Regions from separate parts of the Homo sapiens genome. Here regions 1 and 3 are each linked to region 2. The links are chromatin loops, found by intact Hi-C in ENCODE. Cell type or tissue: PC-3. All regions are shown on one strand. Each heading gives the region's core, and the rest is flanking DNA. Links, peaks and the distances in the headings are about the cores only. Region 1 overlaps POU2F1 (POU class 2 homeobox 1). Region 2 overlaps POU2F1 (POU class 2 homeobox 1). Region 3 overlaps POU2F1 (POU class 2 homeobox 1).

The links. Hi-C counts contacts between places; a loop is a spot of excess contacts. Peaks named below come from ENCODE experiments on the same cell type or tissue, not always from the same donor. Only the 100,000 strongest peaks of a DNase experiment are listed, where the experiment ranks them.
Region 1: it touches region 2 in a loop (7-fold over the local background); 26 of 110 quality-filtered maps call a loop at or near these places.
Region 3: it touches region 2 in a loop (12-fold over the local background); 19 of 110 quality-filtered maps call a loop at or near these places.

What each region holds. Positions count from the first base shown.
Region 1 is chr1:167,396,722-167,406,955 of GRCh38, reverse strand. POU2F1 (POU class 2 homeobox 1) reads right to left here. Exons shown (of 16, transcript NM_002697.4): 11 at 8,823-8,962; 12 at 7,591-7,770; 13 at 5,400-5,505. Among named protein-coding and RNA genes, the nearest start is that of CD247, 120 kb to the left of the region's middle. In PC-3, for the core only: a CTCF peak has its summit at 5,498 (motif pointing left); a DNase peak (open chromatin) is centred at 5,465; H3K27ac peaks cover 252 bases.
Region 2 is chr1:167,263,071-167,273,304 of GRCh38, reverse strand. The region is part of intron 1 of POU2F1 (POU class 2 homeobox 1); the gene reads right to left. It overlaps LOC124900412 (a long non-coding RNA gene), which reads right to left. Exons shown (of 2, transcript XR_007066718.1): 2 at 1-10,234. Among named protein-coding and RNA genes, the nearest start is that of POU2F1, 47 kb to the right of the region's middle. RefSeq lists an enhancer at 8,927-9,016. In PC-3, for the core only: a CTCF peak has its summit at 5,296 (motif pointing left); a DNase peak (open chromatin) is centred at 5,294; H3K27ac peaks cover 544 bases.
Region 3 is chr1:167,338,335-167,348,568 of GRCh38, reverse strand. The region is part of intron 2 of POU2F1 (POU class 2 homeobox 1); the gene reads right to left. Among named protein-coding and RNA genes, the nearest start is that of POU2F1, 120 kb to the right of the region's middle. In PC-3, for the core only: a CTCF peak has its summit at 5,515 (motif pointing right); no DNase peak of the experiment used is centred there.

The DNA.
Region 1 (10,234 bases), core at 2,753-7,752, 130 kb before region 2:
CACATATATCTCAAGCTGGAGAAAAACTGTCATCTTAAGAATGCTTAGTCTTCCAAAACATGAACATGGAATATGAAATGTCTCTTTATTTAGACTTCTTTTAACTTCTTTCAGCAAATTGTAGTTTTCATTGTTCAAGTCTTACACTTCTTTTAAGTTTATTCCTAAGTATTTTATTCTTTTGATACTGTTACATACAAGTTATTTCCTAAATTTCATTTTTGAACTGTCCATTGATAGTACATACAAATGTAATTTATTTTTTATATATCAATCTTGTATTCTGCAACAATACTGAATTTATTGATTAGTCCTAGATACCTTTTTTTGGTGAATTCCTTAGTATTTTTATACATATAGAATAATGCAAATACAAGCAGTTTAACTTCTTCCTTTCCAAATTGTCTTCCGTTTTTTTTCTCCCCCTTACTGGAGGCTATAACCTCCAGGACGATGTTAATCAGAAGTCCACAAGAGCAAACAAACACTCTTACCTAATTCTCAATCTTAGTGGGGAAAGTATTCAGTCTTTTGCCATTAAGTATTCTATTTGCTGGAGAGTTTTAGTAAGTGCTCTTTATCAGGTGAGGCAGTTCCTTTGTATTTCAGCTTTCATCATGAATGGGTTTTGGATTTTTACAAATATCTTTTCTGTATCCACTGAGATGATTATGTGGTTTTTGTCCTTTCTTCTACTATTATAATGTGTTACATTAATTGATGTTCAGTTATTGTACTAACCATACATTCCTGGGAGATAAATCCTCCTTGGCCATGATGTATATAATCGTTCGATTTTTTCAGTATGTTGCTGGATTTGACTTGCTAAGATTCTTTTGAGAGTTTTGGTTTATATTTTCTCGAGGAATATGAGTTTGTAATTTTTTTTTCTTGTGCTATTTATCTAAGCTTAGGTATCTGGGTAATACCGGCCTGATAGGAAAATAGAGGAGAAATGTTATTTCTTCTTTGATGCATGTTTTAATTTTCAAATACATGGGGACTTCCCAAATTTCTTTCTATTGTTAATTTCTAGTTTATCTCAGTTGTCATCAGACAACACACTTTGTATGATTTTAATCCTTTTTAATTTACTGAAACTTGTTTTATGGCTAAAAGTATCCTGGGAGATGGATGTTCCATGTGTACATAAAAAGGATGTGTTTTCTGCTGTTGCTGGACCAAGTGTTCTGCAGATGGCAGTTAGAACAAGTTGGTTGATAGTGCTCAAATGTTGTATATCCTTCACGGCTTTTTTTTATTTTCCCCCAAACAGGGTCTCGCTCTGTTCTCAAGCTGGAGTTCAGTGGTACAATCTCAGCTTATTGCAGCCTCAACTTTCCAGGCTCAAGTGACCCTCCCACCTCAGCCTCCCGAGCAGCTAGGACTATAGGCACGTGCCACCACGCCTGGCTAATTTTGCTCATTTTTTTTTTTTTTTGTAGAGACAAGGTCTTACTATGTTGCCCAGGCAGGTTTTGAACTCCTGGACCCAAGCGATCCTTTCACCTTGGCCTACCAAAGTGCTGGGATTATAGGCATAAGCCACTGCACATGGCCTGAATTTTTTTTTTTTTAACGTGGCTCAAATAAATACTATGTCTGCAACTGTTATTGTTGAATTGTCTATTTCTTCTTTGAATTTTATTCCTTTTTGTTTCCTGTATCTTGGGCCTTTGTTGTTAAGGTGGCTATATAATTATAGTTGCTATATCTTCCTGAGGAATCAACAATTTTGTCACTATGAAAAATATTTTGGAAAATGAATTGGGGGCGGGGCATGTTTGGTTGAGATTATTAAGGGCTGTGGAATTTTTACAAGTTTTTGAGACACAATGGAACACTCGTCTTTCTGGAGGAGTATGGCAATGCTCACTTGCATCTATTTTAGAATGTTTACCAAGGACCTATTATGTGTCAAACGTACCTATGGGAAAATAAGATGACCACATCAATCAAACATGATTTTTCTTAGAAGATAGTGCTAAGGATATGGTTTTTCCCTTCATTTCTAAAATCCTATTCCAAATAATAGTAAAGAGATACAAAAGGGAAAAAGAGCTCTGGTGACAGGTATCAGAGGTTTTGAGATTTAGACAGATTTGCAGAAATGAGAAAAAGGATAAAACTGGATGGTGGAGAAATCAACCATAATCCAGAAGGGCACAGGAGAAGACTATGATAGAGGAGGAAATTATTCACTCTGATGGAGCCTCACAGAGAGTCCCAGCTCAGAGTTATTTGTCAGATACTGAGGTAGATGGAAATAGGGTCAGAGAACAGGGTGATTCAAGGGCTATTCACATAATAGCTCTCACAGTGGGCCTTTCCCTCCTTCTACCAGACCTCTCAAATGAACAGAACCAAAGTCACCTACTCTTGAAAGAAAATAAAATCTGACTATGGAACGCTAAGGATTCTAGTGTAGGTACTTGCATGCATGAGGAAAGATACCCCTCATTTTGGAAAAGTATGACAGAAAGCCTCGCTTGCCTGCCTGCTTCCTGTTCATAGGCTGAAATAAAGTTTGGCAGTTCTTTATTCACATTCACAGCTCACCGCGAGCCCTTCCATTCAGGGGAGGGGACTCTTGAGTAACAGAAGCTACACAATGTCAGGAAAAACCCTTACAGGCTACTGATAATAAGTAATGTAATCTTGCATTCATCACTACAAAAATCACCAGACAATGAAAAAAGCCAACAGCACATTACAAATGACACAAAATGAATAAACAGAGTGAATGCCAAAAAATCCTAACTTAAAAAAAAAAAAAGATAAATTACCAGAGTGCAAGAAATACATTAATTCACATTGAAAATGCTTGCTGAAGGCCAATGAGGGCAAGTTTTAAAAGGCCCCTTCTTTGAAACCTTGTAGTGAAATTTTAGAACAGTATAAGATTTTAAAAAACCCTTAAGGTTTACAGAGAGAAAAAACAAGGAAAAAGAGATTGAAATCAGACTTTTCACTAGCAACACTAGATGCTAAAACACAACAAAATTCAAAGGAAAAATACTTTTGTAACTGGACAAACTCCAAAAAATACTGTGAAGGCAAAATAAATACTTCTCAGTTATACATGTATTTAGAAGTTTTACCTCCCATGTAACCTTTCTAAATAAAATTACTTGAGAACGTGCTCCAGACAAAAAGGAATCAAAGAGGATGACAGGGCATCTGAGAAACATTGGATCTAACTCAGGAAAACAAGGAAAACAATTTAAAATAAGCAATCATAGAAATCCCAAGAAGAAAGTCTTCAGGAAGAAAGCAGATTGCATTACATAAGTTGTATGATTAAGACAATGGCCGTCTTTAATAAATAACATGATAAAGAAACATGCTACTTTTCTCAACAGAGAAAAAAAGAAGGCAGTATAAAAATATCAGAGGAAAAGAGGCTGTACAAGAAAGTTACAGTCCAAAGAGGAAAAACAAATTAAAAAGGGGCATGGTTTTGAGCAACGGCTGATAAAAGAGTAAGAAAAGAAAACCCACTTGACACTGACTCTTCTTCTCTTTCAAGGAGCAATGACACAAATTCGGCAGCTTAAATCATCACAATTTATTATCTCATAGTTTTTGTGGGTCAGGTGTCCAGGCAGAGCCTGAGTCCTCTGCTTAGAGTATCACAAGGCTGCAATCAAATACTGTACTGCACAAATACTACTGAAACTGTACATACATGTACATATAAAAAGGATTTAAAGAGAAAATAAAAATGGTACTTGTGATTGTTTTTCCTGTTTGAATTTCCTAATAATGTTTTTAATAATTAAAAAAAATTCACTCCAGGAAAAATTATCAACGTGTCAGAAAAAAATCACAAATAGATCCACATAAATAGGCTGAGTAAGAGTTCAAGAAAATGTGAGTGGTAAGAAGTATCAAAAACTGATGCAAATTTTTAGCTAGTTTTGAGTATTAAAATCTCTCTAAAATTACTTTGATTTTCCCCATATTTTAAGAAAACTGCAAAGCTATTTGTTCTTAATGTGTAAACTATTAACAAAATTTCTGTAAGAGACAGGTATTTTTAGACCTAAAGCAATATAATTTGTTGGGAAGGTAGGATTCAGTTCATAATTTACCAGGTGACTGGCAGTCAATTTGGACAACAAGGTCCTCAGAGATGGTTCTTCACATTCTTGGTGCCCAACACAATGCCAATCAATCACTAACAGTTTGCTTATTAAGTGGAAGTGCTCAATATTATATATATTCTTAACCAAGGTTCTTAAGTATATTCTTGAACCAAGGTTATTAAAACTGGAACCTGTAGGTATCCACAAATAGCCTTGGAGTGGGAGGTTGATGGGAGCTGTCATTTATAAATCTCCTTAAATTTTACTAAAAATTGTGTATATGTCTATTTTGTGTGAGGAAAAGTCTGTAGCTTTCAAATTCTTAAAAAGGTCCAACATCCAGAAGAGGTCAAGAAGTACTGTTTAACATAAGCAAAAATTAATGGATGATTGGATGCAGAAAACAATAAACAAAATGTTCTAATAATGTAGAAATTTAATATAATATAAAGCCATTTATTCAATTTTTACATCATGGGTAGGTCATAGAGCCAAGGAGGCATTGTAAACTTAAAACATGGGTGAGAAAAATAAAAGTCCCTACCTCTAGGTTAAATCAAGCTTCATTATGAAATATCATTAATCTACCCAATGATGTACTAGCAAATAACCAACCTGGTGAATAATTACAGCATGTCTTATGCACTATGTATCACTAAAAAACATCTGATGACAATGCTAAGTGATTTTAAATTTATCTGGAAAATTTGCTATTTAAAAGAGGCCAAAGGAAAAAAAAACATTCATTTTATAGTGAGTATGTCATGCACTGAGCTAGGCATCAAGAGTTCAAAAAGAATAATCAAATCTTTTGAGAAGTGCAGTCTATTGGGAAAGACAGGTGTGTAAAAATAAAATCATTTATAATACAGGTACATGGAAATGAATAGTTTCCTGGGAAAGCTAAAGAATATTTCCAAGAAAATTGACATACAAGCTGGTATAGTTTTATCAGTAACAGATCAAGAACTGCAGGCTAAGATGGACATTTCCATTGTAGGGATGTTTACAAAGGTATGGATGGAGGCCTCCTGTGTGTTGAGGGTGCGTAGGCAAAAGACTAGTGGGAGATCAGGTTCAGACCGGAAATAACCTTCACGAATTGACAAACTTGGAGGTTTTTCTGAATGCAAAAAGCCACGGCTATTGAAGGCTTTTAAGGAAAGGAGTTACTTTAAAGAAAATTGATATTTATGAGCAACACCTATCTTTAGTTAGGGCCTTAATTCACAATTTAATGGTAGACTCTTATAATAACCCAAAACGGGCCTCCCATGTGCTCAGCAGGTGCATGGCCTGGCAGCTGCTTACCTGTAACTGAAAGATTCGTCACAGCAGCACTGGTCAGAGGGAGGACAGGGCTGACTGTGAGGGTAGTTGCTGCACTGCTAGTCACAAGGCTTGGTGTGGTCGCCACCTTGAGGTCAGAAATGAAAACATGGACAAAGCACTTAAAATCAAAACTTAAAGAGGAAATGATTTTACAGTCTTTCTTTGATCTTGGAATTGAGACACCTGACATCCTATGTTGGAAAGCTGCTATTCGAAGATGGTTGTTCACTGATATCACAGATAGCTTTGCCTGGGTTTTAAAAATAAATAATAAAAAGTTCGTAAATTTCAATAGCGTTGAGACAGATATACTCTAAGTCGGTAAGAAACATTATACTAATTATCAACTTTACCTAAATAAGAAAACTATTTGACAGGATCAGGGAATCTGGGGTACATGTATTACTTTTACTTTTGACTCTGTAGGGGGGCAGTATTGCCTTAGGTTTGGTTTTAATAAAATAAAATTATGAAAATAATGTGAAGCAAACTTTTAAAAAAAACGGATTAGTTTTGAAATAACAAAAAATTCTAGTTTTGCAAGAAATACTGTCTTTCTTTTAGTACAAATCTAAAACACAAACATCACCTTTACAAAACAAAATTGTTGATTAATAATTATCTTTTTCATAACTATCTCATAACTTTATGACTACAGGCCCACCATTTAACAACTACAACCTTCACATAAACTAACATGTGCTTTTAATGCTGACCTTAGTTTAAAAAGCCTGCCAGTATGGAATGACATTCAAATAAAATAAAACCAAATTTAAAAAGAACAGAAATGCAAACTCAACAATATTCCCATCTTTTGAATCCTGACAATGTAGAAGTCAAATTCATAATCATCCTAAAAACCAAGGGAGTCATACGACCACTGTATGTCTCTTCAGTCTAGGAATAATGCAAACAGCAGAAGTTACTCAATGAGGCTTCACAGGAAAGGATCATATGTTGTTTCAAAGTAAAAGACCTGAGATGATTGTTTTAATACAAGTTCAGAACTGAAGGTTATCTGGTAACTTATTGTCACTTAATCACGTGAGTGTAAGTTTAATAAACTGGGCTTTAGGACTCAACATGAATAAAAAGTAACAAGATTTTCTGAGATAACTGGGATCAGCAGCAAATTTACTCCCATGGTTACAGAGTAATCTAATGAACTATACCAGAGAAGAGTATGATGGAAATGTGATGAAAGAATTAAAATTGTTCACTTTAAAAAATAAGATAGGTGGGCTGGGCGCAGTGGCTCACACCTGTAATCCCAGCACGTTGGGACTTTGGGAGGCTGAGGCAGGTGGATCACCTGAGGTCAGGAGTTCAAGACCAGCCTGGAGAACATGATGAAACCCTGGTCTCAACTAAAAATACAAAAAAATTAGCTGGGTCTGGTGGCGGGCGCCTGTAATCCCAGCTACTTTGGGAGGCTGAGGCAGGAGAATCGCTTGAACCCAGGAGGCGGAGGTTGCAGTGAGCTGAAATCGTACCATTGCACTCCAGCCTGGGCAACAAGAGTGAAACTCTGTCTCAACAAAAAAAAAAAAAAAAAAAAAAAAAAAAAGACTGGGAATGGTGGCTCACACCCGTAATCCCAGCACTTTGGGAGGCCAAGGGATCACTTGAGGTCAGGAGTTCAAGACCAGCCTGGCCAACATAGTGAAACCCTGCTTCTGCTAAGAGTACAAAAAATTAGCCGGGAATGGTGGTACACGTCTATAATCCCAGCTACTCGGGAGGCCAAGGCACAAGAATCGCTTGAACCCAGGAGGCGGAGGTTGCAGTGAGCCAAGATCGCACCAATGCACTCCAGCCTGGGTGATGGAATGAGACTCTGTCTCAAAAAAATAAAATAAATAGAAAAATAAATAAAAAATAAGCAAGACCAATAAGTTCTTGGGTTAATAACAACACGAGATTTCACCCTCCATGCAGGGGCACCTCAAGACCAGTGACCTCAGCAGAGAGAGAGAGAGAGCACGAGAGACAAGGAAAGAGAGAATGAGAATTTCATTACCTTGGTAATGTCTAAAATACAAATTTACATGCATTTATTTGATGTATTTATTCATTAAATTACTATTATGAAATAAACTGATTTAACAGGTCATTTGTAAAATTGCAAAAATTAGCCCTTGAGCTTGCACTCCCTATTTTTTATTCTTACCAGTGAAGTTGGGCTGGGGAAAATTGCTTTAATAGGTGAGCTGCTGGTCCCACCACTGCTTGGTGGGTTGATTCTTTTTTCTTTCTGGCGGCGGTTACAGAACCAAACACGAATCACCTCTTTTTCCATATTGAGCTGATCAGCAATCATAGTGATCTCTTCCGAGGTAGGCTTTTGATTCTGCAGGGTGAAAAGATGTAATTCCAAAAGCTATCCTTTGCAATAACTTTTTGAACTACTGGCATAATCACGTCAGGTTAGAAAATGAAGCTGGGATACATATGACCATCCACATTAGGCCACTTTCAACAAAGAGATTGTGTAGATAGAAGTTCTAATGAACATACACCTATTAAACTTATTCATATTAACTTAGGATAAGTTATCCTTAAATATCTATAGTTTTTCATTTTTAAGATCTATTAATTGTGAATGAAATTAACAAAATACCAGTACAACCACATGTATTAGTAGGAATTTAACCTTTCTCCATGCTTCATGCTATCTAATTTGGATCTCACAGTAAGAAAGGCAGGTATTTCACAATGAAGGACCTTTAGCTTAAAGAAATCACATGATTTGCCCAATCACACAGTTTAAGTGGCAGAGCTGACAAAAACTCCTAATTCAGAGTCCTCCCAATGTGCTCAAGTCTTTTCTGAATTAGAGAAGTCAAAATTTTCTTAAAAGCTTTGTTATGATATTACCTGGTACAAAAAAATAATTGCCAAATATCTCTTGCATTAACTTAAGCTCCATAGCCTAACACTCAAGGTCTCTAGTGTTCCAGTCCCAAACTACTATTCCAGGCATACAGACACTACAATTTAACCAACCAATCTACTAGAGTGTCTCCTCATACACCCTATGGTTTCCCTCACTCCAGTGTTTCTCCCCCACTCTGAGGGGGAAACGCTCATGCATTTCCTCTGCTTAAAGTACTTTCCCCCCACCTTTTCTAGTCTGTGGAATTAATTCCTATGTATCCTATGGTAAGCTGCCACCTCTCTCATACTGAGTGCTTGCATGGATGTGATTCTAGTCTCTCCTGAACCCTGCAGAACTCTGGTTCTGTCTCCTATGTTAGTAACTTACTTACTTCACCTATTTATAATCATCCATAAGAGCAGAGGCTGACATGTCATCTTTTACCACCTACAGTTTCTACTAAGTACTAATGTTAAGTACTACACAGACAATCCCATGTACAGAAAAGTAAAATCCTCACTGACCTCCAAGAAACTCTTCTCTAAGGCCACACGGATGTTGGTCTCTATGCTGGTGCGTTTCTTCCTCCTACGGCTCAAGCCCTCAATTCCTGGAGAATTCAGGGCACTTGGGCTGGAGAGGGACGAATCAGATGAGAGGTTCTCTGTAAGAATGAAGAAAATACAGAAATAAAATTAGCTGAGCACAGTGATTCATGTGCATAATATGCATATTAACAACAAAACTGACAAAATAAGCTACATCCAAGTATGAAAAGGTTTTCACATAACCTACATTACAATATTGCTTATTGGCCGGGCATGGTGGTTCACACCTGTAATCCCAGCACTTTGGGAGGCTGAGGCGGGAGGATCACTTGAGGTCAGGAGTTCAAGACCAGCCTGGCTAAATGGTGAAACCCCATCTCTACCAAAAATACAAAAATTAGCTGGGCACAGTGGCGTGCGCCTGTGGTCCCAGTTACTTGGGAGGCTGAGGCAGGAGAATCACTTGAACCTGGGAGGTGGAGGCTGCAGTGACCTGAGATGGTGCCACTGCACTCCAGCCTGGACAACAGAGTGAGACCATGTCTCCCCCTACCCACCACCCATCCCCCCAATATATATATATTTACTACCATGGATATTTCTGCTGCCCTTATTGGCATTCTTTCTGCTAGGATGGTTGACAATATTACCACTATGTTTGGATTTCTGTTTCTGAGACAGAAGAGGTTTACTATTCCTATCCTTAAACTCAGCTCTATGTCTCCAGTTCTGTTTGTTTATAAGTTCTGGGGATAAAAGGAAGAAAGTTTCTTAGAAATTACTGAACGTTTAATATTTATCTTGTAAATGGCCTCTCATTTTATTGGTATAATCTAGGGTAAAAAGAAAAGAAACAAATGAAATATTTATAAATTCTCTGAAGTTAAATCACAGGGTTCTATAATTTCACAGTTTAATAACCTTGGGCATGTCATACACATCTGAGTTTGTTTCTGCTACACGTAAAATAAGATGGAAACAGTAAACCAGTGGTTCTTATCTGTGGACTTGGGAAACAGATGCCTAGGCCTCACCCATAGCTACTGAATAAAACTGTCCAAGGATGCGTGTTTCAGGTTTGTCTTTTCCAAAGGCCTAATTTTTGTTCATATCTACAATAAGAACCATAGTTTAAGGGATCTACATGACTCCTACAGCTTTCATAGTCTATGATCCTGTGACTCAAAATTCCAATCTTCCAAAAGGAACTCTCAGCACAAAAAAACGTAAGACAAAGCTAGTAGTCCAACTTTTCTGAATGAAATGTGTGGTCATTTGAAATAACAAAAGCAGAACTATTGCAAGAACAAGTTCTATGATAATTCATCAAGGAAGAAACAATAAGCTTCTACTTCAAGCTTATCTAAATACAAAAGCCTTACTTATCC
Region 2 (10,234 bases), core at 2,827-7,826:
GTAGATCTACTGACGGCTTGTTCTGTGTACCTGGAAAAGCCACATGCACTCAACGACAGCCTGTAAAGACAGCCGAGGGGCTGTACCCTGTAGAGCCACAGGGGCAGAGATGCCTCAGGACCTGGGAGACCACCCCTTGCATCAGTGCTGCCCGGATATGAGACATAGAGTCAAAGATTATTTTGGAGCTTTAAGATTTAATGACTGCCCTGCTGGGTTTCGGACTTGCACAGGGCCTGTAGCCCCTGTCTTTTGGTTGATTTCTCCCTTTTGGAATGGGTGTGTTTACTCAATGCCTGTACCCGTGTTGTTATCTTGGAAGTAACTAACTTGTTTTTGATTTCACAGGCTCATAAGTGGAAGAGACTTGCCTTGTCTCAGATAAGACTTTGGATTGTGGACTTTTGAGTTAATGCTGAAATAAGATTCTGGGGGACTACTGAGAAGGGATGACTGTATTTTGCAATGTGAGAAGGACATGAGAGATTGGGGAGGGGCCAGGGCAGAATGATACGGTTTGGATTTGTGTCCCCACCCAAATCTCATGTCAAATTGTAATCCTCGATGTTGGATGAGGGGCCTGGAAGGAGGTGACTAGATCATGGGGGTAGTCTTCCCCCTTGCTGTTCTTGTAATAGTGAGTTCTCACAAGATCTGGTTGTTTAAAAGTGTGTAGCCCCTCCTACTTCTCTCTCTTCCTCCTGCTCTGGTCATAAAAGACCTGCTTGCTTCCCCTTCAGTTTCTGCCATGATTCTAAGTTTCTTGAGGCCTTCCCCCACCACGCTTGTACAGCCTGTGGAACTGTGAGCCAATTAAACCTCTTTTCTTTATAAATTACCCAGTCTCAGGAAGTTCTTTACAGCAATGCAAGAACTGACTAATACAGTTCTGAATATGGTTTTTTTTTTTTTTTGAAATCCTAATGTGTGGGAACATACTTACAAAACCAGAGTAAGAACATTCCCAGCCAAAAAAGGGGGCATTGTCAAAAAAAAAAAAAAAAGGTAATATTTACTATTTTGACATTTTTCAGAATGAAAACCATTCACCAAAAAAAGCATTTATTCCTGATAAGCAAATATAAGAATACAGAAAATGAATTTATTAATGGCAAGTATTCCTAGTCTTACAAAAAACTGTATACTGTTCATTCTAACATACTGCGGACATTCTTTTATTTCTGTGGACAGCAAACCTGTCGTGTAAAAAGTCAGAAAGTAAACATTTTAGTGTTTATGGGACACATGGTCTCTGCCACAACTATTCAACTCTGCTGTTGCAGCATAAAAGCAGCTATAGATATTACAGAGACAATGCATAAACAAATGGGTATGGTTATATCCCAATAAAAGTTTATGAATATTGATGTTTCAATTTCATATAATTATAATGTCATGAAATATTATGCTTTTTATTTTCCCCCACAAAAAAATGTAGAAATCATTCTTAGCTCAAGGGCCATACAAAAACAGAAAACACGAATTTGACCTGAGGACCATTGTTTGCCTATTCCTACATTATTTCCAATGTTTGTGGAAATAAAAATTTATAAATGTCTATAAAAATATTCTCTTTCTTGATGGTTCACTAATTCACCACTTCCAGTTCTAAGCCTTCCACAGAAACTCTCTGAGGTCCTCATTTCATCAGATTCCTTCCCTCCTTACACATCCCTCTCCCCAGGGCACAGCTTGAATGTTTTAAATCAAAATCTACTCATGTCAGAAAATAAGCCACCCATCTCAACTTTTTACACATCCTACTTCCTTGAAATACTGTAAAGCTCCAAATCTTTTCATGCTCAATCTTTGAATAAATATAGAAGTCTGACCAATCTTATTATGCCTTTTCTCTTTCAACCATCATTGAATTTTAATTCTCTACAATGAGACCCCTGTGAAGTCTTGGCAGTTCGGGTGTCTTGTTGAAAAGGCAAGTTTTAGTCACAAATACATTTAATGTTTAAAATCTCTCCATTAATTGTCCAAATGGCTTCTAAGGAAACTCAGGAAAAGAGTTTCAGTTTATTGTTTTAAATGGCTTCTCTCCCACTTTCCCAGTTAGGTGTTCTTTTTAATTTTTATTCTTTTTAAAATTTACTATTTGTCTAATGACTATTATTGTATTAATATTAGGATAATAACCGAAAATGTTTTAAGGACTTGATACCTCTTTAAATCTAAAGCCACAAGGTTCTAAAATGTTAAGTTATTTAAATAATTAAAACAATGCTAGCATAAATTCAACTTTTCACAATATTTGAAATGTGTTAACACTGGCTTGGAAAGGTACAATCACAAACCTGAAAAATGTCAAGAAATAATTCATTTCATAAAGTGACCCTGTATGTGGGGAACTGTATAAATGTGTAGTCTCTGCTGTAGAGCTTTCAGATTAGCATAGAGAAACATTCAGGAGTTAGTGAAAAACCATGTGGAAGGGGCAGAAATGTGCTGGGCAGGAGACGGAGCATTCAACAGAGAATGAAATTTCACTCTCCATCTCTCCCTATCCACAAACAAGTGTTTAAATGCACCCATATTAAAACTGTTCCCAGTAAATTCAGGATAACAGTAACAGCAAAAATGCCACAGTTCAGCAATCTGTGTTTGACTATGGAGTGATTTCTCCTGAAGACAGATGCCACCCCAAGGAACAAAAGCAGAAAAACAATCCAATGTATGACCAGAGGCAGAGGCAAAAGCAAGAAAATATTAGAACTACAAGTCTGACTCTCTGTCTGTCTCTCTCTCTCTGTCTCTTCTCTCTCTCCTCTGAGATTCCTGGCTACATCTTTAGAACATCCTACACAGACAACAGGAATGGTAATTTCCTACATAACACACAGCAAGAAGCTCTTTGCCTTTTATTTTGCTGCCAAGTACATAAACCAAAGGCTTCTTGCAGACTGCTGTACCCAAAAAAACAAAACAAGGAATACTTCCTGAAAAGCAATATTCAGGGTCCATAAAGAGTCAAAACATTTCCTCAAGTAGTTAACAGGCCTTTTTTTTTTAACTTCAGCTATGCTAGTCAGATTTTAATATAAGAAATTCTTAGGACCAAAAATGTTGAATGTGCTATGTATATTTATTTGAAGAACATATGGGGAAAAAAATAGGAATACTAAAAATTTCCTCATGAAATTTTCAAAATAAAATGTTACTACTGTTCCTACAAAGGAATTACTTCTTTAATCCCTTTAATGTTGTTTTTAACACCACTGAATCACCTCTATAATCCTAAAAGGGCAGACCCACAAACTCAGGGAGAGTTCAAGGTGGTCACTAAATGTTAAGTCACAAATTGCCCACCATTAGCTCAACGTCAGAAAAAAAAGAAAACATACGTTGTCCTAAGTTCGACTCTTACTCTTTTTTTTTTTTTTTTGAGACAGAGACTCACACTGTTGTCCAGGTTGGAGTGCAGTGGCGGGATCTCGGCTCACTGCAACCTCTGTCACCCAGGTTCAAGTGCTTCTCCTGTCTCAGCCTCCCAAATAGCTGGGATTTATAGGCATGTGCCACCACACCTGGCTAATTTTTGTATTTTTAGTAGAGACAAGGTTTCGCCATGTTGGCCAGGCTGGTCTCAAACTCCTAATCTCAGGTGATCTGCCCACCACGGCCTCCCAAAGTGCTGGGATTATAGGCGTGAGTCACCGCGCCCAACCCAACTCTTGCTCTTTACCATATTAAAATAACAGAGTTTTAATTTCAAAACAATACTAAAAAAGAAATACTATTCCTTCTCCTCCTTTGTCACTCTCTTTCCATCTCTCAGACATCCTTCAACTCTACCACAAACCACTTATTAACTGTCCGATTTCTTTCAAAGAATATAAATAAATAAAACCTTAGTCCCAATCTCCAGTCATCAGCTATTTATTCTTTGCTGTAAACTAAGGAGGTCTCTATTTCAATAGACTTGCTAACCTGACAATGTTTTTCTCAACGGTTAACAGTAGGCAAATACCTAGAACCATACACTCCTTTGCAAACGTAACTGACATTTGTCAGCATTATTAAAACAACTTTACAATTAGCAGGCTAATTTCAAGTTTGTAGAAAATGAAATTTCAATAATTTCTCACATTTTAAGTTTGGATCTACATAGGTTACTTCTTTTTTTTAATTTCCCACTTAAAGCTTGTTTGTTATTTCTCAGTTCAATCCCAATGAAAAGTAATGCAACACAACAAACCTACAGTAAAGCCATCTCCATGACACCAAAGAGCCAACATCCAATAAGTAGGAGCAGATTAGCAAGAATTTCTGATCATTACATGAACTGCTCTCAGCAATTAAATTTATTCCCACCTGCCTGTCTTGTTACACGGACAAAGGGAGGAAAAACTATAGTGAATGTAAATCAAAGTTATTACTTTAAAAATACAGGATTTTTAAGCTATAGGATTAAAAGACAGAGAATAGAGAACAACAACAGTAAAATCTCTGGATCTTTCCACTTGCCCTGGATTCCTGGGTTGCAGCTTCTCTAACAGCTCATTTTCCCTTCTTGTGAGGTTTTACTACTCGGTGTGCATTGCTCTCCACTTCCACTTCTACCCCTGTAGGTTTTTAAAAGGAGATAAAGCAACTGTATAAGAATGCCTAAAGACATCAAAGACCCAAAGCTTCACTGGTTGTGTGTGGCATAGGAGGAAGAGGAGGAAAACGTGAGGTAATGAGGATCTGCTGTATTTACCTTATGTGCAGGGCATGTGGACAACAATAGAAACCATGTAGGGTGCACTTTTGGTCAAAAAAGAACATGGCAGCCTAATGGGAGGCCTTTGTTCTTCAAAAGGGTCTCCTTTCCCCCTTTTGTGCTCCACTTAATTCATGGCATCTGAGCTGCTCTTGAACTTGACAGACTGAGAGAAAGAAAGGGGGAGTCAGACACACAAACAGAAAGGAAAATGAAAGACTTCAAAGAGAATTAATTTGAAAAAATTAGTTCTACTGCCAGTTTTTTGATGAAGTTTTGGAATTTTAAGGGAGTTGGAAAGTAATGAACTGCTGAAATAAATTTAATTTTCCCAGAAATTGTAATGAATAATAAAGTAGATAAATAAGGTATAAAATATAATTATATCCTAATAATTTGTTAGTAGATTTTTTCCTGCTACATGTATTTCTTGAAATAATAGTAAGAAAATGTCTGATATTCAACAGATTACATGAAAGATAACATTCTACAAGCAGAACCAATATCTAAGTGATTTCCCAGCTGAAGGGAATTTTACTTGAGTCACGCTGAAGAACACCACAAAACCACCAGCGCCACCTGCAGGGTAAACACAGATTAGCAGTTTACCACACTGGTATTTCAAAGCCCAAGATTTTAAAAAAGACACAGTAGGCCGGGCACGGTGGCTCACACCTGTAATCCCAGCACTTTGGGAGGCTCGAGGCAGGCAGATCATGAGGTCAGGAGATCAAGACCATCCTGGCTAACACAGTAAAACCCATCTCTACTAAAAATACCAAAAATTAGCCAGGCCTGGTGGCAGGCACCTGTAGTCCCAGCTACTAGGGAGGCTGAAGCAGGAGAATGGCATGAACCTGGGAGGCGGAGCTTGCAGTGAGTCAAGATCGCACCACTGCACTCCAGCCTGGGCAACAGAGCAACAAACACTCCATCTCAAAAAAAAAAAAAAAAAAAAAAAAAGACACAGTAACTGTGATACTTTCACAATGAAGAATTTTAAAATGTTTTAAAGCAGTAAATAACTTCAGATGAAGAACAATGCCCTAGGAATCTCTGGCCAATTTTAGGTATTTATTAATATAAAAACAGAACTGCAGAAAGATCGGTAGCTATGTACTAATACAAAGGACTGCTTCAAAATCTTAAAAGAGCTAGTTATAAGTAAGATCACTGTCTCACGGTTTTAGTTTTTTTTTCCTGATTGTAAAACATTACAATACAATCAAACAAGTCTGAAATATAGGAAACTATCCTATTCCCATTACATTTAGTATTTATTCCTCCAGGTCTCTCTTCTATGCATGTCTTGCATATATAGTTTGGTATCACATGCCATACCTACTACTTTTGTGGGTTTTTTTTTTCCTTTTTACAGCTTCCTTCCCCCCACCCCATTTAATATATTTGATAGCTCTTTTTATATCAGTACACATTATACCTTCATTTTTTGGTGGTGTATAGTATTTTACTTCAAGGATATACTAATGATTTGTGATCAATAATACTGATCACAATACTAATACTATTAATACAGGTATTGGGTTGTTTCTAATTTTTCCACTTTACAAACAAACCTCCAAGAAACAGCACTTTTCATATCTTTCCTTACTGGTGTAAAAATGTCTGTAAACAAATGGCTAGAGACAGAATTCCTAAGTGAAATAATATGAACATTTTGCGGTGTCTCACGCCGGTAATCCCAGTACTTTGGGAGACCAAGACAGGCAGATCATGAGGTCAGGAGATCAAGACCATCCTGGCCAACACGATATAACCCCATCTCTACTAAAAATACAAACATTAGCTGGGTGTGGTGGCACGTGCCTGTAATCCCAGCTACTTGGGAGGCTGAGGCAGAAGAACCGCTTGAACCCAGCAGGTGGAGATTGCAGTGAGCCAAGATCATGCTACTGCACCCCAGCCTGGCAACAGAGCGAGACTCCATCTCAAAAAAAAAAAAAAAAAAAATTAATAGTATTACCAAATTGTGCCAAAGTACCTTCCCAATATTATGTGACAGTGGCTGTTTCCCTTGATCCCAGACAACAATCTTTTAAATATTTGACATTCTGATACTGATTTTGTTTTAATAATTCTAGAACATCTGCACATACCTCTTCAAATTGAGATTATGACACACTTAATTACCGATGAAAAGATTTTGTAAAAGCACTACTTTTAAACCACCAATTATTATTTTATAGCCATATCTCAATTTCACCTTACAATAGAATTACTACCCAACCTGATTACACCCATCACAATGCATTCAGAAAGCACTGGATATTTCCAAATCCACCTTCGGAAGATAATTTGGTACCATTAAGGAGATTTAAAGGGTATGCTCCAGGTTTCAAAGGCAACTATAAAAAAGGCAGAACCTATGGCATGTGTTCATCTATGTAACAAACCTGCAGGTCCTGCACATGTATCCTGAAACTTAAAATAAATTTAAAAAAATGGCAGAATCATATAAATGCAAACTCTTCCCAAGAGAACTATTGTGAAGGTGGAGCTTTCAACTGGATTTCTGTGCATAAGCATGCAAGTGTGTCAGTTATATTTGTTTAAAAGTGCAACCATTCTAATCACACCTTGTATACACAACAAGTTGTAGAAGTATACAGGTCTGTGGATTTAACAGTGTAGCTGCAGGCTTAGCATTGACATAAATTGAAGCTTGAGTTTTAATACCTAAGGTAGGGTTTCTCAACCTAAGTACTACTGACATTTTGGACCAGATAATTCTTTGCAGAGAGGGGAGGAGACTGACTTTGTGCATTGCAGGATGTTTAGCAGCATAACTGGCCTCTAATCACTAGATGCCATGAGCACCATTCTTCAGGTTGTGACAATCAAAAATGTCTCCAGTCATTGCCAAATGTTGGGGGGTGGGGGAGGGTACGGCAAGAGACTGTCCCTATTTGAGAACCACAACCCTAAGAGTACTCCTCAAATGAGCTATATATATACATTTCACTACTGCATGCACTGTCTCATAAGTTTGATTTTTAAAAATATACAAATATTTTAAATACCTAAAAGAGTTATCAAATCTTCTTTAACCTTCACCACATGCTGCTGCCATTAGTGAATTTGGCAGCCATCTACATTGCTTGGTTTTAGACACAGGCTAAATCAATGACTCTGAATAACCTAATTACTAACTTAAATTACTAGCTAACAATGACATTTCATAATGGTTTAATAGAAGAAACGCTAAACTTGTGAGGCAAAAACTTAAGTTATCTTATCATTGTGAACTGTCCTGTTAATTCTATCTCTAAAATGTATCTTGAATCCCCTGCTTCTCTGCATCTTCCACAATCTTTGTCTCAGCCACCATCTCTCATCTAGACTCAGACCCTTTAAACTGTTCTCTCAGCTGCTACTCTAGACTCCACCAAGCTACTCATTCAACTAATACTTACTGAATGCCTGTTATATACAGCATTACACATCCTGAGAATAGATCAGTACAGGACTCTCTTACAAAATTCTTTATCCAGTGAAATTTACATTCTAGTATGAAAGTCAGAGAAAAATAAAGTAGGGAAGGACTGGCAGGGATGGGGTCTGGTATGGATTCACCAGTTGTATAAAGACCTGAAGGAGGTTAGGAAGTGAACTACATGGGTATCTGTGAGAAAAGCATCCTAGGCAAACGAGACAGCAAGTGTAAAGGCCCTGAGGTGGGAGCATGTCTCGGAGATTTACTCCGAGTAAAATGGGAAACCGTGGGAAGATCTGGAGCAGGAGAGACATGCTCTAACATTTTAAAGGAAAAAAACTGGTAACTGTCTAGAATAGGCTGTTGGTGTGAGTGCCTGGGCCATGATAAATTTTTTTAAAAAAATTTCTTAAGAAAAAAGATAAAAAAAGAATAGCTGTAGGGCTGGAAGGGTGGAAGCTGAGACTAGCTAATTCAAATGAGATTTATACCAGGGTGGAGACTGTGGAGATAAGAAGTGGCTGAATTTTGGATATATTATTAATCACAGTGATATTTTAAAAACACAAACTGGACTGTGTCACTCTTCAAAAGCCCTTCAATTGCCATTTTCTTTTCAATGTACTTTATATAAAATACAAAATCCAATATGGTCTAAAAGGCTCTATATGATCTGGTTCCTCCTTAACTCTCCAGGTTCATCTTACTCCTCAGTAATCAAAATATGTTCTGGCCACACTGACCTTTGAGGTCATCTAATACCCCAAATTCCTTTCCACTTGGGGGCCTTGGTGCATACTGCTCACTCTGCTTAGAATGCCCTTCTCCACTCTTTGCCCTACCTACATGCTCTCATATGTCAGTTCTCAGCTTAAAATTCATTTCCTCTTAATCACATGGGGCAGCATGAAAAAAGAAAAAAAAAAACACTTCCTTAAAGAGACCTTTCCTGACATACCACTATAAATTAGCTGTACTCCCTTTGCCCATTATCTTCTCTTAAAGTACCTCAAAGTACTTTTCCTTGATAGGACCCATCCAAGTTTGTAATTGCAACATTGGTTTACTATATATAGTGGTTAATATTTGTCTCTATAGACCATAAGGTATAAAGAGCAGAGATCACTTTTGTTTCACTTACCATCATAACCCAGGATTGGCCACAATACCTGGCACATAGCAATTACAAAAAATAACAAGTAATAGAAGAGCTTTCATCCCAGCTCTGCCACATATGACCTACTCACAGGTGTTCTCAAGATTTCAACATATCTTCCCTCCCTTTTATTCTTAAGACTCTATGAAGGTCACAAGAACTAGAGTAAATGAGACAAAGAAGTAGGAAATCACAAGGAGTCTTAAGAATAGTTTGTCTGAAACAGCCAGAGAGTAGAGTAGTAGGAGAGATGAATGAGGGAGGGCCTTGACTGTTGGGGTATGAAATCTGGACTTTATTCAGCAGCCAAATGGAGAGATACTGAAGGCTTTGAGTAGTAAAATATACCAATCGGAACTGTGTTTTTGGAAGTTTATATCTATCTGTGGTACATAACTCACTGAAGAGGCTAAATGCAAAAATCTGAATTAGAAGCCAACAGGTGAATAGGGCCTTTTTTTTTTTTGAGTCGGAGTTTCGCTCTTGTTGCCCAGGCTGGAGTGCAATGGCCCGATCTTGGCGCACTGCAACCTCTGCCTCCCGGGTTCAAGCAATTCTGTCTCAACCCCCTGAGTAGCTGGGATTACAGGCATATGCTACCACGCCCGGCTAATTTTTGCATTTTTAGTAGAAACAGGGTTTCATCATATTGGTCAGGCTGATCTCAAACTCCTGACCTCAGGTGATCCACTCGCCTCGGCCTCCCAAAGTGCTGGGATTACAGGCATGAGCCACCACACTCGGCCGACATGTTTTTTAAAATAGCTGGATATACAAAAACATATCTTTTCTTACATTTTCATTAATAAAGGTTTTTAGTGTTATTTGATAGCTACACTAAGCTTACATTTGTTTTAGTTATGTTTATAAAGAAAACAAAAAAGTGTTCCAACAATGGAAAACACTTTCATTT
Region 3 (10,234 bases), core at 3,418-8,417, 75 kb before region 2:
GAGTTGCCACTTTTTAAAGTACATTATTTAATCCCATTAAAATGGCTGTAATTTTTTTAAAGAAGAAATAAGTGTTGGCAGGGATGCAGAGAAATTGGAATCCTTGTACATTGATTGTGGAAATATAAAATGGTTCAGCTGCTATGGAAAAAAGTTTGGCGGTAATTCTATGTTTAACTATTTGAAGGACCATCAAAAAGTGGACCCAGCAACTTCACTGCTAGACATACAGTCACGTACCATATAAAGACATTTCCATCAGCAACAATAGAACCATGATTATAATACCCTATTTTTACTGTACCTTTTCTATGTTTAGATACACAAATACCACTGTGTTACAATTGCATACAGTATTCAGTATACTAACTGTACAGATTTGTAGCCTAGGAGAAACAGGCTATATCATATAGTTTAGGTATGTCATAGGCTATACCATCTTCGTTTGTGAAACATACTCTATGATGTTCATACAATGGTGCATTTCTCAGAATGTATCCCTGACGTTATGCATGACTATATACCCAAAATAAATGAAAACAAGTACTCAAACAAATCCGTGTATATAAATGTTCACAGCAGCATTATTCACAAGAGCCAAAGAGAGTGGAAACAACCCAAATGTCCATCAAGAGACAAAGGGACACCAACAAATTGTGGTATATCCATATAATGGAATACCATTCAGCCATAAAAGGAATGAGTACTGATAATATGCTATTACATGAATGAACCTTGAAAACATTATACTAAGTTAAAGAAGCCATACACAAAAGGTCACATACCATATGATTTCATTTACATGAAATACCTAGAATAGGTAAATTTATAGAGACAAACTATAGGTTGGTGGTTGTCAGGGGCTGGGGAGAGGGGAAAATGGAGAGCAACTACTTAAGGGGTATAGGGTTTCCTTTGGGGGTGATGAAAATGTTTTGGACCTGGATAGATTGGTAGCTGCACAACACTGTGAATACACTAAATGCCACTGAATTGTTCATTTTAAAATAGTTAATTTTATGTTACGCATTTCACCTCAATCTAAAAAAGAAAATAAAAGACTGCAGTTCTGGTATAAATCTGACAGTTTCTGCTCTACTGGCTTACTTTCCTAGAGCAGCCAGCCTCGTCTGTATAAATGGCTGCTTATGATCTGTTATGAAATGCACCCCTGTTAGAAGTGCACATGAAAATAAGATTAACAATTTCTTGAATAAGGGCCTGAGAAATTTTGGAACATGAGTTTGTGAAGGCTATTTTTCATCACCCAGCAGTTATATTTGAGATAGTACTATACTACATGTTAATGTGTAATGAAAATAATATACTACTTCAATTAAACCTACATAATAAAGAGGAAAAATACATTATTCACATATTTCTATTTATAAGTAAATTTAAGGCAGTCAAGGCAAAATTACCAATAGACTAAATTTCCGACACCCTATAGGAAATAATGACAATATCTGTGCCCATCACTACATCACCTTGATAAGCAAGGACAAATTCCAAATGAAGTTCACAGAAAGTCAAGCAACCACAGGACATAAATAATAGCTAAAAGATCTTTTAGGAAAACTTAGCTACTGCTCATTTTTTAGATTGTTTGTGTGGAGAGCGTTTCTTCCATCTGAGCTGCCATAAAATGGGAAGAATCTGGGATAATGGAAATCCTGAAAGAGAATCACTTATCACAGAAACAAAACCACAGAAAGATTCTAAGCCACTACAAAAGTAAGAAGCATAATCAAAATTCATGACACAGAATATCTATAGCAGGGGTCCCCAACTCCTGGGTTGAAGACTGGTGCCAATCTGTGGCCTGCTAGGAACAGGCTGCACAGCAGGAGGTGAGTGGTGGGCAAGATAGCGTTATTGCCTGAGCGCTGCCTCCTGTCAGAGCAGCAGTGGCACTAGATTCTCATAGGCGCGTGAACCGTAATGTGAACAGTGTATGCGAGGGATCTAGGTGGTGCATTCCTTATGAGAATCTAACTAATGACTGATGATGTGAGGTAAAAAACAGTTTTATCCCCCAAACCATCCCCTACTCGCTGTCTGTGGAAAAACTGTCTTCCATGAAACCAGTCACTGGGGCCAAAAAGGTTGGGGGCTGCTGATCTATAGAATGGATAGGTATTACTTATCTGCTAAAAATCTCCACAGTGATTGTACTTGATTGTAATGATTGGATTGTATATCCTTTACTTCCTAAGTAATAATAGTATGTGTATTTTTAAAATTACTTTTATACATCACCTTAGAGATGAATGCATTATCAGTGATGCATGACAAGATTTCTATAGGTGGCTGTTTGCTAAATTGTTAAGTCTATCTGGATGAAAGACTCAGTTAAAACAGGTTTTCATTAACATTATTCTTTTTTTAAAAAAAAATCCAGGGTCTCACTCTGTCACCCAGGCTGGAGTGCAGTGGCGCAATCATGGTTCACTGCAGCCTTGACCTCCTAGACTCAAGCGATCTTCCTCCCTTAGCCTCCCAAGTAGCTGGGACCACAGGCATGTGCCACCATGCCCAGTTAATTTTTTTAAGTTTTTTTTTTTTTTTTTGTAGACATGCGGGTCTCACTATGTTGCCCAGGCTAGTCTTCAACTCCTGGGCTCCAGGAATCCTCATGCCTTGATGTCCCAAAGTGTTGGGATTACAGGTGTGAGCCACTTATTCCAGGCTCTTAACTTTATTCTTAATTGTAGAAAAATAAGTGTCTTATGACTTACCAGCTGTTGAGACTTTTCAAATAACTTAAATATTGAACATAAATGAAATATATTTGAAGACCAAGAAAACCAGAAAGACAGACCTTATTTTAATATCCTAAAATCTTATTAATATTTTTGTTGGTGGAGAAAATTACCAAACATTGACCTTGCTCCATCTCTGTTCTGCCTCTCAACCTAGTCAGAGGCTCCCTTGCTCATCTTTCCCTGTAGGATGTGAGCCAGTTAAACGGTAGCAGCTTCCTGCCTTCCTCAGAAACACAATGAATGCTCTTTACCTTCTGAGTTTATCTGATGTCAGCCTTCCTAACTTGGATTATGACACTTTGCTACAAATCCTGCTGATAGTGTTTATTTTAATCCTAGACTTGTTTATTGCATTCTATTCCCAGTTTTGTTTTCCCTGTATCACAAGGAAATCCCTAATTGACTGTTCCTAATCCTCTCTAGACTGCTTTCTTACATTCCCTTCTACCTGAAAACTTACTATCTGAATCTGTCTTTATCTCCTTTACTCTCCCATTTCTCACCTAAAAAACAACAAAAAAAGGAATCTTCTACTTTAGGCTACTTCAGCCACCACGTGCTCTGAAACCCAACACCTCCCCTCTCCTCAAAAATGGATCCCTGACTCATCTGTTCTTTCTTATTTATTTATTTTACTTTAAGTTCCGGGATACATAGAACATGCAGGCTTGTTACATAAGTACACGTGTACCACGGTGGTTTGCTGCACCTATTGACCCGTCCTCTAAGTTCCCTCCCCTCACCCTCACCCCTGGTATGTGATGTTCCCCTCCCTGTGTCCATGTGTTCCCACTGTTCAACTCCCACTTATGAGTGAGAAAATGTGGTGTTTCGTTTTCTGTTTCTGTGTTAGTTTGCTGAGGATGACGGCTTCCAACTTCATCAATGTCCCTGCAAAGGACACGATCTCATTCCTTTTTATGGCTGCATCATCTGTTCTTTCTTTGCCACTCCCCTCCTACACTGGCTCTTTTCCCTTAGCATCTAAACATATTCAAATTGCTTCACTAGGAGGCCCTTCTAACGTCCCCTCCCATTCTTTCCTTCTCTATCATCCTCCCCTTCCTCCTAATAGATAGCTAACACTGATAGTGAATGGACTGTGCCACATACCTACTTGCTTTCCGTGTATACAACAAGACTATGAGATGGATTATTATTTATCTCCATCTTACAGCTAAGAAAAACTCTAACATGAAAAAAGTAACTTGCCTAAGGTAACACAACTAGCAAGTGAAAGGAGCAAGATATGAATCCATGGGGTTTGATTTCAGGGTCTGAGCTCTTAACCACTATGATACATATATATAGCCCCATATAGAGCTTCCATGAAAAGAGTTGCTTACATTTATCATTCCCTTTACACAACCATTCACTTTCTTAACCACAGCAATTTCTTTCCAAACCACTTAACTAAAATCTTTAAAAGGCCCACAGTAACTAATTGTCAAATTCAAGGGTCACATTTTAAGGCTCCTATGGCAGGACTTGACCACACTAAATGCTAACTCCATGAGCTCACTGGTCTGATTCACATCTGATCTCCATGGTTGTTATTTCTTAGTCTACTTAAGCACTGTCCAATAGAACTTTCTGTGATAATGGAAATGTTCTATTATATGTACTGGCCAATATGGTAGTCACTAACTACACGTGGCTACTGAACACTAGAAATGTGGTTAGTATGATTGAGGAATTGAATTTTTAATTTAATTTAATTTAATTTAAATTTAAAGAGCCACATGCAGTCAGTGTCCATCCTATTCGACAACAAAGGCATGGGCTCCTCTTCCTCTACCAGCCCTTTCAACACCTTAGAAGAGCTCCGTCCTTGGTCCTCTTGGCTGATTCCACTCTCCTCCCCGTAGCATTTCCCTGTTAAAGACTCTTACACCTCTCCTCAGGAACCTATCTCTATCTTCAATTGCCCACATCTTCACCTGCAAGCACCACAAGGCACCCCAAGTACAACATTTTCAGTGCTGAAATGTTTCATCATCTCATTGTCAAGTCTACTCCCCAACAGTACAGTTCCTACTCAGAGAATGCTACCACATCTCTCCCAGCCCCGAGGCAAATACAAGTATTCATTTTAAATTACTCCCTTTCCTTCCTTCAAAAAAAAAAAAAAAAAAAAAAAAAAAAAAAAAAAAAAAAAAAAAAAAAAAAAATTGACCCCTGGCTTCTATTGCCATTGCTCTATGCCAGGATGTTATATAATGGATCTAATTGAAAGAATAATGTAGTCTAGTTTTTGGCTTCAAGCAAGATGTAAAGTATAACATGGCTGGAAAATTCTTTTATACCAAAAATTCTTTAATATCTGTTAGGAAAAAAAATGAAAAAAGTAACATGAAATAAAACTAAGCTGCTCTCTAAGGGAGAAAATTATAGACAATCTCTAATAATCTGTACTGAAAACAGCATTTTAGAAACAAACCCTCTCTTTAATGTTCTCAATTTCTATTAGTAATGAACAAAAATGGATACTACCTTTAAAATTCTAAATTTGTTACTGGGTTACCTCATGGCAAAAAGATCAATTGCTTATTCAGTCATTTAACAAAAGTATAATCTTAATTCAGATGTCACTTCCTATTCGCACAGCTTCAGTAATTATAGCGCCCTTCTCCCCCTTGACCCCCACCCCTGACCTAAAGTTTTAAAATCCCCATGTGCACCAGTGGGCAGAGCCAGGGCAAGTTTCTCAATACGTACTGATCAGAATCTTGTAGAAGCCATATCCTGTAACTGACATCTATTAAATCAAACACTAGAGGGAGGTCTATCTTTCCTACAGGTGTTTGGTATTTGCTTCTAAACCACCAAGATCCTTCACTGAGCTCCTGAGGCTCTCTGGAAATGCTTCAGCCACTTTCAATGACCCACTAATTAAAAATTAGCTATAAAGGTACTCCAAACAAAATTAGTATTTCTACTCTCAGGCTTATAAGAGCAGCTTGGCCAGGGCAGAATGTAGTCTACACAATAAAATATGTAATAAATTTTAAAATAATAATAAAAGCAGTAAGAATATTAAAAATGGCCTCTGGATAAACGTAAGTTCAAAAGGAAAATAATCCTTAAGTGTCTGAAATTTGCAAATGCTCCATTCTGGTTTAACAAGAACTATATTGAGGTCTATTTTGAGGCTTTTCTGGAAAACACTGGTATTTTATCTGGAAATTATTTCCAAAACTAGTGCTGGTTCAAGGCATCAAGTTGTTAAATTACTATGAAGAATAGCAAGTCTATTCACTGGTACCCTGGTCTTTCAGGATTCTTTCTCTTCATCTTGGAGAAAATGATATCTGATCATGCTCTTTTATGAATATAAATGAGCATATAATGTCCTAATACCAGCCATAGCACTAGTAAATCCCAAAGAATTAATAACATCACTGGTTACTAGGAACTTTGGATGACAGTATTTTTGGAATACAAGCCCATAAATATTATTCCAAAAATACTATTGTATTTATGTATATTAGGTTACATTAACAAATTTCTTTTGACTTTTCATTTGCCTGAAATATAGTGATACTATCCTGGGGAAAAATCATTTTGATATGAACAGGAGACAGGGAAATACTGGGTAGAAGAGGGTGGTTCCCCAGCAAAGGCCCCACCCTCAAGCCTGGAAACCCATGGTCCTAAATGGGAACAGGTATTTCTGTTTTTGCGCCCAAAAGTTGCCTTTTGGCCTGCCATACCCCACTATCGTGGCTCCATATAACCCCCAGACCCCAGGCTCCAGAAGACATGAACAGTAGAGCAGAAGAACAGCAGAATGGTGTGGCAGAGAGAAGAGAAGGAATGTCTGAATGTTGAGAGGAATTCGACTGGGGGTGGTCAAAGAGGAAATCAGCTGCTGGATGGCCAAACTCTAGGGGAAGATCATCTTCCCATTCCATTCCCTTTCCAGCTCCCCATCCATCCCGCTAAGAGCCACCTCCACCGCTCAACAAAACCCCTGAATTCATCCTTCAAGTCCATGTGTGACCTGATTCTTCCTGGACGCCGCACAAGGACTTGGGTACCAAGAGGATCACTGAGCTAACACTTAAGCTGTCTGTAGATGGCAAGGCTAAAAGAGTGCACTGAAACATGTGCCCACTTGGGCTTTGGGAGTTGCAGACACCCACCCCTAGACACTATCATGTGGCCAGAGCCCAGAAAGTGCTTACCATAACTCCTGCACCTGCCAGTCTGTGTGCTTCCCTTCCTCTAAGAGGTTTGAGTGTGGGCAGCCAAACATATGAGCCACTCCCTGTCGCATGTCCTGCAAGGGGGGTCAGGGAACTCTCCCCTTTCAATTCAAATGAAAAAAGCAAGTGAAAAAGGACAGGATAGGGAAGCCTTGGATCTATCTATCATAATTCAGATGAAAAAAAGACAGTTAATTGACTGTAAATTCATTACAACAGATGAGTCAGCTGCTTTAAAACAACTTTTCACATTACAAAACAAGTATCAGAAAATCTGATTAAATATATTAACATTTATATTAAAATATATTTAAATATCCTTTTTACCTGCATTATAAAAATAATTATAATAAGCCAATGGTAAGTTTTCAAAGATAATAATAAGCAAAAGGTAATGGTAATGGCTGCAATGAAGTCTGAAGAATTGGAATACTGTCTAATTCTGTGAATGACTAAAAGATAAAAGATCTAGAAATCAGATGACATAATGGAAATCTTTTGAAGGAATTAGAGACATTTAGGACAGATTTCTTCCCCCATCTCAGCTTTGACTGTTTCTTCATGCTGAACATAAATTGCCTAGCATCATCATGATTTAAACCCTACCCAGCCTGTAAGATACAGTTTCAATTCCACCTTCTCCAAAGCCTTCTCTGATCCTCCCAGCTAGAAACACTTTTCCCCTACACTGAATTCTCATGGGTTCACATATACTTCTCATGAATCGTCTCAATTTCTGTTATATTACATTTTCATATATGTTTTCTCTATAAGATAAATTTATTGAGAACAAAATCAGTCTTTTATTCAACTTCACTGATGTTACTTAGTACTGTTATCTTGCGCATCGGAGACAAAAAGAAACAACAGGGCAGGCATGGTGGCTCATGCCTATAATCCCAGCAGGAGGCTGAGGCAGGTGGATCGCTTGATGCCAGGAGTTCAAGATCAGCATGGGCAACATGGTGAAACCCAGTTTCTATTAAAAACACAAAAATTAGCTGGGCGTGGGGGCGCACACCTGTAATCCCGGCTACTTGAGAGGCTGAGGCGGGAGAACTTCATGAATGCAGGAGGTGGAGGTTGCAGTGAGCCGAGATCGTGCCACTACACTCCAGCCTGGGCAACAGAGTGAGACTCTGTCTCCAAAAAAAAAAAAAAAAAGAAAAAAAGAAAAAAGAAACAACATAGCTCAAAGGGTAAAAGAATGGTTCTGGGCTGGGTGCAGTTGCTCACACCTCTAATCCCAGCACTTTGGGAAGCCAAGGTGGGCGGATCACCTGAGGTCAGGAGTTCGAGACCAGCCTGACCAACATGAAGAAACCCCATCTCTACTGAAAATACAAAATTAGTCAGGCATGGTGGTTGCATGCCTGTAATCCCAGCTACTTGGGAGGCTGAGGCAGGAGAATTGCTTGACCTCGGGAGGTGGAGGTTGCAGTGAGCCAGGATCGTGCCATTGCACTCCAGCCTGGGCAACGACAGTGAAATTCCATCTTAAAAAAAGAATGGTTCTGCTCCCCTTTATAGCTATCTGTGTGACCTTCATCAAGTGACTGAACCTCTCTGAGCCTCAACTTCCTTATTTATAAAAAGAGACCCTTATTTATAAAAAGAGAAAAATAATGTTTCATGAGGTTTTTATAAGGATTAAATGAGATAATCTATGTAAAATGTTTAAATCACCCAGTAAATACTTAATCAATGCTAGCCACTATCATCATATTCTAGTACAAATGATTATAACAAATTGTTTTATAATAAATTACTACTTTATAGTAAATTAATTTGTAATAAATTGTCAAATGAATGGAAAAGAGTTAAAATGTGACAATGACTTTCAGAAGAGCTTTAATTTCTTAAAAGATGACAAACTCCTAAGGACAAAATTCAAAAGAATGTAGAAAACAGAGTTGTAATACCAGAGAACAGATAACACTAGAAAGTACTGTGTTCTGTGTCAGTGCATGAACCCAGGCACAGGGCAGATAACCATCTGTCAGGAGTACTGATGAAAGAGGTCTGCCCTTTGAGTTAAAAGTGAGCAAAACTTTAATGTTTGTCCAATATTCCTTTTTCCCTCAATATTTCTTTACATCAAAATAGTTGATTTAGTTTTTTCCTACCAAACCTTGTAAAACTTCAAACAACTTCTTTACTTTTCCAACTATCATCTAAAATAGAGATGATCAGCTTTAATTTAGGAGAAAATCTTGTGGGAAAGCAGAACAACAGCCCATCAAAGATGGGCCTAATAATCATCCTAATTCCTGGAAGCTGTGAATTTGTTACCTGACACGGCAAAAGGTATTTTGCAAATCCAATGAAGTTCAGGATAGTAAGTGTTTAAAGAAAAGATGGGGACAGGAGAGTTAGAGAAGGAAATATGATGATGGAAGCAGGGTTGAGGGGAGGAGGGGGACAGGAAAGGGAGGGAAGGAAACAGATTTGACAATGCTATACATCTGGCTTTGAAGATGGAGGAAGGGGCCATAAGCCAAGGAGTGCAGGTGGTCTCTAGAAGCTGGAAAAGAGAAGGAAATGGACTTTCCATAGTACCTCCAGAAGAAATAAAGCACTTACAACACTCTCATTTTAGGACTCTGACCTCCCAAACTGTAAGATAATAAGTTTGTATTCTGTTTTACCCAGCAATTCTACTCCTAGGTATATAAACCAAAGAATTGAAAAACGGAACTCAAACAGATACTTGTACACCAAAGTTCACTGCAACATTACTCATAATAGCCAAACAGTAAAAACAATCCAGCTGCCCATTAACAAATGAATGCATAAACAAAATGTAGTATATACATACAATGGAATATCTTATAAAAAATAAAGTTCTGATACATGCTACAATACGGAATAATCTTGAGAACATAGAATAGACTTTACCAAAGGTGGAGGAGAGGGAAGAATGGGGAAATACCATCTTTCCAAAGGGAAGCATCCTTGTGCAAACAACTATGTTATAAAAAATATTACCACTCCCTTCTATCTCTTTCTTTTTTGGTGATAGTATACTATTTTGGCACAATAATCCAATGTTCCATTTTCTTCATTCCTGAGTTTGGACTGCTGATCTAGGCTACAGAAAGGTCATACAGTCGAACCCTGAACAACGGAGTCAAGGGTGTCGACCCCACAAACAGTTGAAAATCTGCATGTAACATCTGACTCCCACAAAACTCAAATACTAATAGCCTACTGTTGACCAGAAGCATTGCTGATAACATAAACAGTTGACTAAAACATATT